Linked DNA regions of Homo sapiens: region 2 is linked to region 1. A link is a loop called in an ENCODE intact Hi-C map of the cell type or tissue named here. Cell type or tissue: spleen. All regions are shown on one strand.

What was found. Hi-C counts contacts between places; a loop is a spot of excess contacts. Peaks named below come from ENCODE experiments on the same cell type or tissue, not always from the same donor. Only the 100,000 strongest peaks of a DNase experiment are listed, where the experiment ranks them.
Region 2: it touches region 1 in a loop (4-fold over the local background); 17 of 110 quality-filtered maps call a loop at or near these places.

What each region holds. Positions count from the first base shown.
Region 1 is chr4:163,483,739-163,486,238 of GRCh38, reverse strand. No RefSeq gene overlaps it. Among named protein-coding and RNA genes, the nearest start is that of TMA16, 9.7 kb to the left of the region's middle. In spleen, a CTCF peak has its summit at 1,280 (motif pointing left); no DNase peak of the experiment used is centred here; H3K27ac peaks cover 465 bases.
Region 2 is chr4:163,673,770-163,676,269 of GRCh38, reverse strand. The region is part of intron 5 of MARCHF1 (membrane associated ring-CH-type finger 1); the gene reads left to right. All of the region lies in intron 1 of LOC107986325 (a long non-coding RNA gene), which reads right to left. Among named protein-coding and RNA genes, the nearest start is that of TMA16, 180 kb to the right of the region's middle. RefSeq lists enhancers at 1,717-1,766, 1,787-1,866. In spleen, no CTCF peak of the experiment used is centred here; no DNase peak of the experiment used is centred here; H3K27ac peaks cover 824 bases.

The DNA of each region.
Region 1 (2,500 bases):
CAGTGTGAAAATGGACTAATATAGGTACCTAGTTTCTTTGAACCTGTAGCATCACATTAATTTACTGATGAAATCAGCTATACTGCTCTGTGTTGTCTATTAGGGAAGTGCTCAAAGACACATTCTCAACTGAATCCTTTTTTGAGAATTTGAGGAAAGCAGAAGGGTTAAGTTTCAGAGGAGAGAGCTCCAGGGACCAATAACCTCTGCTGACAGGAGTTGGAGGCCTGAACATTCCAGGGTACAATTCATCCTAGTCCTATTTCTATCAGCTCCTTATTAGCCTGGCCTTGTGCTCCTCTGGTAGTGCTTCACAACACTGGGAGGGCAGCAAAGCTTCCCAGGTGAAGTACGGGAGACAAGAGCTAAGATTATATATGACCTCCCCAGAGCCTCCCAAGCTTCCAGGGACATCCTCCTCCCCATGTGACTGCTGTGCTCTTCGGCTGCCTCCCTCCCTTCTAGTCACTAGTTCCCTTCTTCCCAGGGGTTTCTCACAGTCTTCATTTACTTCCAACAGCCAATTTCTTCCTGTTTCTGTAGTTTTCAAGGTTGATTTTGGAGACAGCTGTGCTAATTTATCATTTTTCTTATTTCTAGGAGTCCTGATTATACTTATAAAATTAGACTTTTGTCATATATAAATTAGTAATTTTTCTTTTGACCTGTTTGTGACTCTTCTTTTCTTTTTGGCTTGGGAAAAATCATAAAGTGCCTTTCAATAAGGAGCTAGTTGTTACAAAAATGAGTTAAAATGGCCCCTGGCCCTGTGTTGTTTACTTCTTCACAGCAGCCTGGGACTTCTTAACTCAAAAGCCGGCTACGGCCAAACTTAAATTTCTACACATCCAGTTGTTTTAAAATATAGCCCCCAAAAGCAGATTGTTAGCCATTTACAGCCTGCCTGCTTTGCACATCCTGAGAAACTGCACCCAACATCTGCTAACCATAGGTCCCATAGATTAGATAAACGCTGGGGCCACTGCTTCTCTCAGAGTTCTTTGCCCAGAGACTCCCACCATGCTGCTGAGTGACACCACCTAGACACATAACCCCCTCTAAATACTCTCCCTCAGATCTTCCTCTATGTCCCTTCTGGAAAGTCGCCTGTGCACCCTTGCCTTTGGAAGGTATCATGCTGTCACTGAGAAACTGCCCCTGTCCTCACCCCAACCCCCACCCTCACCCCCAGGCAAATCTGTCAATCTCTGCCCAAATAAACTGTGTGCTAGTGCCATCTGGTGGTCGTCCAAATCCCCTTTGTAACATATTTAACTCCTTACACAAGTTAAATTTGTTACAAAGAATTATCTGCCGCTGTTTTAAAGAAATGAGTTAGATTGATATGTACCTGTGTGGAAAAATGCTCTAAAATTGTTAGGTAGAAAAAAATGAGTTATAAAACAATGTGCAAAATAAATCCCATTTACAATAAAATGTGGAATGAAGACATATATATGCCCATTCATGCATAGAAAATATGTGGATGGAGTTACAATATGCTGTTTGTAATTTACGAGATTAGGATTGAGGTAGGGCGCTCAGGAAAGGACCTTTCATTGTATTCTTCTACAGTGTTTGAATTTTTCAAAACAGTGTATTTTTTAGCTTTTTTCCAATTAAAATGAGGAGGACTGGGGAAAGCTGAATTTAATGAGTACAGTGGCAATAATGCACCAATAAAGTGGTGCATTAGAGATATGCTGATGCAAACCAAAATATACAAGTTGATAATTGAGATTAGGCTGCAAGTGTTATTTCTCTTTTAAGAACAATGTTAATGAAAGGAAGCTTTGAAGTCGAAAGAAGGAAATTTTGGTTATTCTTGTTAAGATCATTTTATTAAATTTTGTTTTAGGATGCCTTGTCTTAACCACATCTACGTAGTAGCAGAATCAATAAAAACTGAGTTTGATAATGTTTTTGTTCTCTCATTGTCATATTTATAAGGCGTTATAAGTCACATATCTTTATGAATATATGAATATGTGATAGATTTTCCTAAAATGTATTGAGTTTTTTAGAGCAATGAATACTTTAGGTGAATCTTCATTGTTGTAGGTTGAATTGTGCCTCCCCCACCTCTCCCACTAAATTAATATGTTGAAGTCCTAACCCCCAGTACCTCAGAATGTGACCTTATTTGGGTCACAAAGAGCCTTACAGGGTCACTGTAGATATAATTACTTGAGGTCCTACTACAGAAGTGTAGGCCACTAATCCAATATGACTGGTGTCCTTATGAAAAGAAATTTGGACTCAGACATGTACACAGGGAGACTCCATGTAAATGTTGTGGTTATGCCGCTACAAGCCAAGTGTTATGGATTGAATTGTGTCCCCCCAAAAGATACATTGAAGTCCTAACCACTAGTATCTTAGAATGTGACCCTATCTGGAGATCTTTACAGAGGTAGTTTTAGGGTCTTTACAGAAAGGTAAAAATGAGGGTATTAGGGTGTACCCTAATCCAATATGGCAGATGTTCTTATGAAAAGGG
Region 2 (2,500 bases), 190 kb before region 1:
TTCTCCTGCCTCAGCCTCCCTAGTACCTGGGATTACAGGTGCCTGCCACCACGCCCAGCTAATTTTTTTTTTTTTTTTTTTTTTGTATTTTTAGTAGAGATGGGGTTACACCATTTTGGTCAGGCTGTAGAACTCCTGACCTCAGGTGATCCACCCACCTCGGCCTCCCAAAGTGCTGAGATTTCAGACATGAACCACCACACCCGGCCAATCTTCTGATTTCTGACATAGATTGAGTAGAAATATAAACTAAATAATATCACATGAAGTAAAGTGTTGCTGAAAAACAAAATGTTGGCACAGAGAAATATTGGGAAAAATAGGCATCTTTGTTTGTTTGTTTGTATTAAATATAGCATGAATTGACAAGACTTCTCTAGGGAAGAGATATTTTAAAGAAAAATGTGTTTATTCCTTACAAAGGCACTAAACATGGTGAAAGCTGTTGTAGCAGGGAACAGTAAACTCCAAGATTCTAAGGCAAGAAGGAGCTTGGTGTCTTCCAAGCTGGTACCATGGAAGGCCAGTTTGGTGAAAATGTGATATACAAAGGGAGAGAGAGGAATGAAGTAAGATGGGAACAAATCATGACCAAATTTACTTAAGTTCACTAATTTACTAATATCTATCTACACAGTCCCTGTGATAAAACCACTACTTTAGCACAGACATATCCCTTTGTTATTGCCCAGTTCCAATTTTGTTAATATTTTCTAGAACTTAAGAACTTAATTTTCAGTTGCTACTAATGAACTTTCTAGTTTAATCGGGTCCTAGCAATTTTGTGCTTGTTCTTTCACTCTCTCTCTCCTCCACAATAAGTTGCTGAAGAATTTGGCTACCCCACGTTCCCCTGATATTTGTAGCGCCTTTGGGATTTGTTTATTTATTTTTCACTTACTTAAATACCTACTGCAAGGGTAATTTTATTATATGAGCTTAACAAAAATTCTGAAATCGTAAATGCCTAAGAATATTTTTATGCCTTCAAATTTGAGGAATTATCCAGCTGGATATTTTTCAATACTTTAACATTATTACTTCATTATTCTTACATCCTGCTACTACCAAAATGTTTGACAATCTGATTCTTGTTTTTATACAGATTTGCAATTTCCCTCAGAATGCATTTGGAATATTCTCATTGTCTTTGATATTATTAAATTTCATTAAATGTGCTAGGTAAGGGTTTTCCTTTTTCCTCTTATTTAGCATCCATCAACTCTTCTGACTTGAGGAGTCTTCTGTCTTTTGTTAAGTTTATCTTTATTAAATTTTGTGTATATTTTCTGTATCTTTAGAGCTATCATCTAGAAGATTTCTTCAACATTATCTTGCAAATTACTAATATATTCTTCAAGTATATCCAGGCTGGTATTTTTCCTTCTATTATGTTCTTTATTTCAACCATAACATATTAATGTCTAATATTACCAATTATCTGATTTAAGTTCCTGATTTCATATTGCTGCAATCTTAACCTTTCCTGCCTAAGCACAAATATACATATTATACTTATTTAAATTATAAGTCTAATTATTGTGCTTCAAATGTGTATATTGTTCAGTTTAACCCATAGTGGCATTAGTCAGGTATCTAGTGTCTGATTTGTGAGCCCCTGTTTCCCTGGAGGTATCAGCTACTCTGTGCAGTCACTGGCACTAGGGGTGGAGATAAGCACCAAGGCAGAAAACTCCAAACCCCACTATGGATAACCTCTGTTTGCTGCCACTCCCCCAGGCAAACTCATCGGTCCTTTTCACTTCCACTTTTAAGAAAGAGCTGGCTGAGGAGACTGTCTTTGATACTAATCTAATGGCCCAGGCGATTTAGAAAGGAAGAGGCTGCAAGCTCCAGGATGCCTGCTGCCGTTTGGTCAGCTCCACTTGTCTTCATCAACTTCTCAGCCCATCACATTTTTTTTCTTTTTTTAAAATTTGTATAAATTTATGGGGTACCAGTGAAGTTTTGTTACACGGGTAGATTGCATAGTGTTGAAGTCAGGGCTTTTAGGATATCCATCACCTGAATAACATACATTGTACACATTTTTGTTTCCTTGTTGTTTGCATTTTGCTTTGTTATGTTTTTATAGCCTTGATTGTTCATAAATAACTATCTTCCAGGTGTTGGTGGTTATTTTGATGCTGAAAGGGAAAGTAAGGATTGTCTGAAGGCAGTGAAGGAGAGGAGCTTAAAAGGATTTTAAAGATCACTAGGGGCCTCCTTCTACCACCTATCAGATTCACCAGTTCAAGGCCTGAGGAGTTGCCCAGGGTGGACCAAGTTGGGTTTTTGTTTGTTATTTCTGTTAACTCGTGGAATTCATATTCCTACTCCTTTCTTTGGTTTTTCCAAGTTTGATTTTGAAGGAGGTGGCTAGGAACCCATGCTAGTTTATCATCATAAAAGGACTGGCAGTTTTGATTTTGGGGTTTCTTTTTTTCCTCATGTTTCTTTGATTTGAAACAATACTGTTTGTATTCTCCAGCTCCAATTC